Linked DNA regions of Homo sapiens: regions 1 and 3 are each linked to region 2. The links are chromatin contacts, found by Hi-C in ENCODE. All regions are on one chromosome and are shown on one strand. Each heading gives the region's core, a stretch centred on a gene start or an enhancer-like site at or near the end of the contact. The rest is flanking DNA. Distances are from core to core; before and after follow the strand shown. Region 1 holds the start of MBTPS1 (membrane bound transcription factor peptidase, site 1). Region 2 overlaps CDH13 (cadherin 13). Region 3 overlaps COTL1 (coactosin like F-actin binding protein 1).

Region 1 (2,700 bases), core at 118-2,617, 1.5 Mb before region 2:
GTACTTAATTTAACCCTCATCCTTTAAGGTAGATATTAGTACCCCTATTTTTTAAAAAAATTATTTATTTATTTTTAAGGCAGAGTCTCGCTCTGTCGCCCAAGCTGGAGTGCAGTGGTACGATCTCAGCTCACTGCAACCTCCGCCTCCCAGGTTCAAGCGATTCTCTGCCTCAGCCTCCTGAGTTGCTGGGATTACAGTCATGCGCTACCACACTCAGCTAAGTTTTTATATTTTTGGTAGAGCCGGCGTTTCACCCATGTTGACCAGGCTGGTCTGAAACTTCTGACCTCAAGTGATCCGGCTGCCTCGGCCTCCCCAAGTGCTGGGATTACAGGCGCGAGCCACCCCGCCTGGCTAGTACCCCTATTTTTGTAATGAAGAAGCTGAGGTACAAAGAGGTTAAACAACCTGCTCAAAATTACGAAGTAGAAGCCTGAGGTGGGGTATGGTAATTTGTGATTCTACATTTATCCACCATATTAAGTCAACTGTGTTAAATCATGTTGAAGGAAGATGATGCGCTGTGATCTGTAATATTGGTGCAGTTCAGCATTACCGTGGTGCAGTGTCAAGTTCCAAAAGACACAAAACTGTCTGATCGGCCTGTAGCGCATCACCGCCCACCAGCAGTACCTGAAGACGCTTTCAGTCCCCTGCTAGTGCCGTACGGAGTCCGGGCTGGTCCATTTACATTGAAAACAAACTGATCCTAGCATCTAAGTCACCCAGACATCTTTTAGGCGGCAAGCTTTTCAGACAGTTTAACACATTTATTCTTGTTTTTTCAAAAAGAGCAAACACGTGGCGTTACAAAGGTCCTCCGTTTCGCACGCACCGGTGTCCCGGCAGCGCGCTGCGCGTCGGGAGGCCCAGTCTGTCGTCCCGTGGGGCCGGGGGTCAGGAGGTCGGGCAGGCGGGATTTGGGGTTTCGCGTGTTCCGGACCGGACACTTCGCCATCTTAACGAGCTACCGCCCGGGTTAAGGGGCACCCAGGGCAGGTGCCCGGCCGGGGGTGGGGTGTCCGAGCCGCCGGTGCCTGGACGTGGACCCCTGCAGGAAGGGTCCGCGCGGGAAGCGAGCTCTCCACGAGTCCATGACAGCAGGCCCGCGGGGGCAGGGAGCCTGCGCCAGGCAGTCTTTCTAGATCCTGGCCCAGCCTGGCCGCTTTCGCGCCCGTGCTCCTTTTCGGGGATCCTAGAGCGACGCGCAGAGCGGACCAAGGGTTCCCCCAGCGCGTTCTCGCCGCCTGGCAGCTCGCTGGCCACGCCCCTCCGCTTCCACCCTGCCACCGGCCCCCGCCGCCGCAAATGTCGCGAGACCTTCGTCCATCCTCCCGGCGTGGTCCCGCTGCCCACGGCGTCCAGAGCGCGCACGCAAGCCCCGGGAGCGCGGGACAGACAGGGCACGCTGGGTCGGCGGAGCTGAGGCTCCCAGCTGTGGGCCTCGCTGGCCCGGTCGCCCAGTCTCGCGAGAGTTGGGAGTAAACAGCCCCGAATGGAGTGCCCAGGCGTGTTCGCCGCGGAGGCGCCGTTATCCCGGGCCCGCCGGCCCTGAGCTCCCGGCGGCGCAGGTACGTCAGCCGCCCGCGCGCGGCCTCCCCGACCCGCTCCGCCTAGCGGCGGCGGCCCGCTCGCTCAGGTGTGCCGGTTGCGTCCGAGGCCCCGAGGCGAGGGCTGCGGGGGCCGGGCCGGGTCGGGGGAGGTGGGCGCGGGGCCTCCGGCGCTTGTTTGGACACAGCGTGCCTGTACCGCGGCCCTGCGGGGGTCTGCGCGCTCCGGCAGCTTGTTCCGTTGCCTGGTTTTCTTTACGTGAAATGAGCATTCACCGAGTGAAACAATACGCCCTGCTCTGGCCCGGAGCCTCCAGACAGACTCAATTCTAGGTGCGCTTCCGGGGCAGTGCTGGCGTCAGGTTTAAAAGACGTCGATTCTTTGCCTTATCTCGGTCTGTGCATATTGCGCTGCTGGTTTTTGGAAATGCGGGGATTCTGTTCGGCGAACTCTCAGAACCAGATTGCCTTTTAAACCTGTAGCTTCTTAAAAATCTTGCCTCGCCTTGGCATGGTTGCGCTACCTAAGACCGTTGTGGATCGTCAGTATTTTTATTAAGATGTTTACCTTTCATATTGGGTTGAGCCCCTGAGAATCTTGGCCTATTTGTCTACACAAATTAAGTTATTAGATTCTGATTGACACTTCGAAATTACGTGGAGTGGAATACGACCTGCGTTGAATTCTGGAGACTCATCCTTTAGTCTGAACTGTGTAGGTAAGCCCTCCTAACGTCAAGGTCTCCAATTGTATGTCTACGAAAAGGAGGGCTTGCAGAAGAGAAGTAATTCCTCTCATTTTTTTTTTTTTCAATCTGGAGAATCCGCTTTTATTATTTATACTTATTTTTTAATGTAAGAGCTTCATTGAAGTAGAATTTACATACCATAAAATCCACCTGTTTTAAGTGTACTATTCAGTGGTTTTTAGTAAATTTACAGCAGCACAGCCACTACCAAATCCACTTTTAGAACATTTCCGTTACCCCAAGACCTCTGATGCCCAGTTGTAGTCAATGCCCATTTCCAGGCCCCGCCACAGGCAACCTTTCATCTACTTTGTCTTTCTAGATTTGCCTTTAATGACTATTTCGTATATTCAGATGGAAACATATGATATGCGGCCTTTTGTGTCAGGCTTCTTTCA
Region 2 (2,700 bases), core at 201-2,700:
AATGAATGTATGAACAGATGAATCCCCTGATACAATGGGAAAGGCAGGGAAATTATCTTGAGTTTCTTTTGGACTCCATCCTCCAGTTCTGGAAGCTTACCTGTACCCCAGAGCCAAGAGAATGACTAAAAGCATGAAATCTGGGACCACCAGCTCCACAGTTTATTTGCTATGGCTGTGGGCCTCAGCTACTTTGCCTGTATAATGGATCTAGTCACTCCATCTACCTCAGTAGTGTTGGGAGGGATGAAAGAACTGATACGAGGAAAGCCTTTAGCACAAGGCCAGGCACATACCTTTGTTAGCTGCTTCACGTGGTTAATACTATAACCTGAGAAGCTGCCCTCATCCTTTCTGTACCCACCTCTTCTGAATATGAAAAAAAAAAAAATCCTTATTTAAATCCATGGTTCCTTTGATGGTACAGCATTTGTATCTTTGCCCACGGCCCCATCCCCTAAGGATGTCTGCCCCCAAATAAAAGTTGTCAAACATTTTAAATGGTATTAAATTGTCCAGAAAATGGGAATGCCCAAAGCAGAGAGTCAGTCAATCAGGATTATTTGAGAGCTTCAAAAAGACAGAAGGAAGCCATTATTAGGTTTAAGAATATTGCATTCCACCTCCCACACAGCCTTTATCTAAATCTTCATTTAATTGGCAGCCTTCAGCACTGTCAGAATTGCATTCTGAGAACCAAGAGAAGTTTTCAAACATTCACACAATGTTATATGCTTGGCTCAAAACAACTCAAGGGGAAAGAACCATCTCTTCTGCAAGAGATTTGGGGATGCCCTAAAGCTGATGCTATGAGAGTTGGGAAACCGACCTTGAATAAGAAACCAAGACCACCATGTAAGTGTCAGCCAAAGACACTGTCCAGAGGTTTCAGGCAGAGAGACTCGGACCTGCTGTCTCCCCAGAATCTCTAGGTGACTCTCTAAGGGCAAGAATTCATCCTTTCTCTATCTCTCAGGACCTCCCCCACTGGCTGGTGCAGTGTAGGCCGGAAATAGATGTTTTTGCAATGACTAATGAGAATTTTTGCGGCTTTATGTCATAAGGGGAATCCTCTCTCAGGCCCATGTGTCTCTGCCTGAGTGATTCCAACCAGAAGCTGGGCTGGAAGAAACCTGATTTCTCCCTGTCCCTCCCTGTAACCCCGTACAGTTAATTAGCAAGTCTTATCTGTTGTGCTATATCTCATGATCTCTGTGGTATCTGTCCCCTTCTCTTCTCTCTCAGGGCCTTGAATGTGGTCTTCAGTCTTCTTCTCCGGAACTACTGCAAAAGGCATCTGTCTCCCATCCTGCGCCCCGGTGCAGGCACAAGCATGCTGATCATTGGAAAACCCAGATTTAAGAGCGTCTGTCACTGCTGCTGAAAAATCCCCCCTAGTTCCTGCGCCTCCAGGGTGAAATCCAAGTTTCTCAACATGACATGCACATCGTGTTTCTTAACCAATCCACCCCCTCCCTGGCTGCTCCCTCCTACCCCTGCAGCCCTGCACCTTGGCCTCCAGCCCCACAAGCAACTCTCAGCTTCCCCCAAGCATGAACTGCCAGCTCCCTCCACTCCATGTCTTTTCTTCTGCTGCTGGCTTTGTGCAGGTACATCCAGTCCCATTTTACTCAGTGCCTAATTTCTGTTGCTCCTTCAGGGCCCAAGTCAAATATATTCCCCAGAAGGCCTTCCTGGGTCCCTCTCTCTGTTCTCCTCCAAAGTTGGGCTGGTCTCTCCTCTGTATTTCCAACACACCTGAGGCTGAGCATACTTTTATTTATTTTTTTGTGTAAAATACACTAAGGCACTACAAAAAGGTGCAAAAGCCCAAGTATTCAGCTCAATGTTTTCCATGAGTTGCCACGTAACTGGCACTAAAATCAAGGAGAAACATTATCAGGTCCTCAGAAACCATCCACCCACCCCCTACCACCACCATGTCTTCTTCACAGACACTTGGAAAAACCGTTCAATAAGTATCTATCAAAGGTAAATTAACAAAATGGGTTTCCAAAGTGGTTGTACTCCCAAGCTCATTCACACTGAATGGACAATGTTGACTGCCTTGTCTGTTTACCCTTCTGAATTACAACATCCTGGGGTCACGGACTACCTTTTGGTCGCCTGTTTACCCCCAACTTCTACAAAGAGCCAGCACATGAATGAACGAATCAATGAATGAATGAGCTAATGAAGGAGTGGGATGAAGAACATACACTGTCAGTTTGAGCAACAGTTTTGATTTTCTTCTGGTCTTTGTTAAATGTGCCTCTCTCATTGGAACCCACAGTTACAGAAAGATTCTGGGATTCCCATCAGAACTCACAAAAGACCATAGGTCCACTAGAGATTGTCAGAGGAAAAATAAAAAGGCTTTAAAGGTCATTGGTTTTAACCAGAAAAAAAAAAAAAAAAACAATTCTAGGTAATGCAGGCCAGTTAAGTTGGTTTGACAGCCAACCTCAGCAGCAGCAGCAGCAGCAGCAGCAGCAGCTTCCAATATCTTTCTAGATTGGTTCATTTTCCAAGATCTGTAATTTTTAAATGAGGAGTAGGATCAAAGGTCAATCTCACTTCCTGGAGCAGAAGCTTAAGTATGGGCTGTAATCATATCACTGAGCAAACTTCAAAAGCTGCTGGTGCAGTGACAGCAACCACCTGTCTATCTTCAAACCAGATGAATGGCTTTTCTGATGC
Region 3 (2,700 bases), core at 1-2,500, 1.9 Mb before region 2:
AGGGAGCCTAGGGCTCCCCACTGCTGATGTGGGGCTGTGACTGCCACTGGGGTTTGTGGACCCAATTTGTTCAGAAGAGGGAAAGTAACTAAACCAGGGATGAAGAACTAGCGATTCCCCTTCCACTGCCCAGTGTGAGGTCAAAAGGGACCGAGAACCTCCTTCAGGGTGAGCAGGGTTGGGGAGAGGCCTCCAGTCTGCCGGGCAGCTGCAAAAACGGTGCGCAGACCAACAGGTTTTCCGTCTCCGACTCAGCTGACCCGTCACTGTCGTGCCAGATCTCTAGCAGCAAACATTTGTAAGCATAACGTGACTCGGATTTTCAAAAACAGGCCTGTCAGCAATCTTGTTGACCAAACCATTGTCGGATAAGCACGCAGCAGTCACCTAGCAAACCACGTCCCTCTTTACCCCGCTCCCCCACGATCATTTAAATGACATCAGGCTGTGGTTCTGGAAGGTTCCCAGTGTCCTTGGGGTTGTGGGTGTAACTTACTTATTGTACATCTATCTTGTGCCAGGCCCTGGGCTGGTACTTGGGACACAGGGACAATGCCTGTGGTTCTTCAACAAGAATCTGTGACCCTCCGGGGGCAAAGGGTGTTGCCCAAGGTAGACCTGGGGAGGTCTGAAAGAGGGGAAGGGTGGATGTGGAGGGTTGGAGGTGCGCAGAGCATGGCCGGCATGTGGAGGCACTTGGCAGCCAGCAGAGAGGGCAGACGCTGGAAAAGCCATGGAGCTCCGCAGAGGAGCCAGCCAGAGCCGTGGGAGGGGGCGACACTGAGAAGAGAGAGAGGCTGGGAGAGCTGGCTCAGCCCGAAGCCTTGGCCATGGGCTGAACACATGGTTGAGGTCCCCAAAAACTGCGTTGGCCCAAAGCAGGGCTGGTAACTTACCTCCATGGAGGCTTGGGCCAGGGATGGGTAGTTTGGATCCAAGTCCGGGCTGACCAATGTGGAAATGGGAACCCGAGAGCGGTTACCATGGAAACACACTCACCGTGTTCTTTTGCTTGTGAAATGCAGTCGGAGGCGGATGTTCAGCCCCTCCTCCCCCTCAGGTCAAGGCTGCCATTTAATTAAGCACTTTGGTGTTGATGCTCTGACGACACTCCTCAAAACAGAGCCCTGGCTTCCCAGACACCACGGGGACTGCTGAGAAATGCTCTCGAGCTAAAGCGCTGCTCCCCCACACTCCAAGTCTGCACCAGCCGCCTGTGGCTGCGCACTTTGCACCTTACAAGTGAGGAACTGCCATCTCTTGCACCAGTCTCGTTTCCTGTGCGCTGTGGCCACCTGGCAGCCCCGCCCTGTGTCAGGAGCTTTAGGTTGGAGGTTCCACCCTGATGGGCTAGGTGGGTTTTGTAGCTTTCACTTTCAGTCATCATGGTCAACTGATAAGGGAGGCGTGAAATCACCCCATTTTGGAAGGATCCCAAATGTCTATCAACTGATGCACTGATAAGCAAAATGTGCTCTCTCCATGCAATGGAGTGCTGTTCAGCCATAAAAGGAATGAAGTGGTGACCCGCACATGCGGCAGCAGGGATGATCCTTGGAGATGTGACGCTGAGTGAAAGCCAGACCGCAGAGGCCACATAGCATATGAGTCCATTTCAATGAAATGTCCAGCACAGGCCAATCCATAGAGACAGAAAGTGGAAGAGTGGCTGCCAGGGCCTGGGGGAATGGGGTGGAGAATGGGGAGTGACTGTTCTTGAGGACGGGAGTTCTCGTTGGAGTGGTGAAATTAGATAGTAGCGATGATGGCACAACATTGTGAGTGTCCTTAAAGCCACTGAATTGGATGCTTTAAAGTGGTTAAAATGGCCGGGCGCGGTGGCTCACGCTTGTAATCCCAGCACTTTGGGAGGCCGAGGTGGGCGGATCACGAGGTCAGGAGATCAAGACCACGGTGAAACCCCGTCTCTACTAAAAATACAAAAAATTAGCCGGGCGTGGTGGCGGGCGCCTGTAGTCCCAGCTACTCGGGGGGCTGAGGCAGGAGAATGGTGTGAACCCGGGAGGCGGAGCTTGCAGTGAGCCGAGATCGCGCCACTGCACTCCAGCCTGGGCGACGGAGCGAGACTCCCTTCTCAAAAAAAAAAAAAGTGGTTAAAATGGTGAATTTTGTTATGTGACTTTTATCTCAATAAAGAAAAGAACGTGTTTTACAGGTGAGGCAGCCCAGGCTGATGTTTGGGAATTCAGGCACAGTCCCCGGGGCATGGGAGGTGGGGCCCTCACCCCTCGGGGTCTCCTGTGCCCTGGACTCCTCTGTCCTCACCTTCTCACATCCAGTTGGTCACCAGGCCCTGTGGATTCACCTGCGCAGTGTCCCTGAGACCATCCTTCCTTCTATCCCTGCTGCGTTGTTACCTACTGACCCCCAGATAGCCATGGCCTGGTGGGGCATTTCCCTGGAGAAAGGGGGCTGAGCACACACACCCAAGGTGTCCAGGCCCTTGGCTCTGGCCTCGTGTTGAGAGTCTGGCCACATCACGTGGCCTCTGAGCCTCCAGCCCTTATCAATGAAGGTGATTTGGATGTTGATGATGAAAGTGGCCATGACGTCTCTACCTCATCTGCCTCCCAGCGTTGTTACAAAGACCAAATGAGATGAAATAGAAGCATGTTTTGTAAACTGAAAAGTGGTGTGCCAATGTGAGTGGTGATGACGATCAGTTTCCTTTAAGAAGTA

What was found. A loop is a pair of places that touch in the nucleus more often than their neighbours do. Pooled maps may share reads with other maps.
Region 1: a loop to region 2 is called in a pooled map, with 7 times the contacts of the local background. The contact joins the promoter of MBTPS1 here to the enhancer-like site in region 2. A Hi-C loop is called at or near these places in 2 of 37 single-sample maps with no recorded cell type and 6 of 50 pooled maps.
Region 3: a pooled map shows a loop between it and region 2 (8-fold over the local background). The contact joins two enhancer-like sites. A Hi-C loop is called at or near these places in 2 of 37 single-sample maps with no recorded cell type and 6 of 50 pooled maps.

Annotation. Positions count from the first base shown.
Region 1 is chr16:84,115,609-84,118,308 of GRCh38, reverse strand. It overlaps MBTPS1 (membrane bound transcription factor peptidase, site 1), which reads left to right and starts at 1,367. Exons shown (of 23, transcript NM_003791.4): 1 at 1,367-1,574. It overlaps MBTPS1-DT (MBTPS1 divergent transcript), which reads right to left and starts at 1,266. Exons shown (of 1, transcript NR_186375.1): 1 at 1-1,266. RefSeq lists an enhancer at 637-796 and silencers at 947-1,046, 1,447-1,876.
Region 2 is chr16:82,652,426-82,655,125 of GRCh38, reverse strand. All of the region lies in intron 1 of CDH13 (cadherin 13), which reads right to left. Among named protein-coding and RNA genes, the nearest start is that of CDH13, 27 kb to the right of the region's middle. RefSeq lists enhancers at 606-655, 896-945, 996-1,205, 1,027-1,526, 447-1,646. Within about 2 kb of position 1,450, at least 13 of the 41 ENCODE cell types and tissues checked have a DNase peak (open chromatin) inside an H3K27ac peak, as active enhancers do.
Region 3 is chr16:84,592,926-84,595,625 of GRCh38, reverse strand. The region is part of intron 2 of COTL1 (coactosin like F-actin binding protein 1); the gene reads left to right. Among named protein-coding and RNA genes, the nearest start is that of COTL1, 24 kb to the left of the region's middle. RefSeq lists an enhancer at 1,435-1,734. Within about 2 kb of position 1,250, at least 18 of the 41 ENCODE cell types and tissues checked have a DNase peak (open chromatin) inside an H3K27ac peak, as active enhancers do.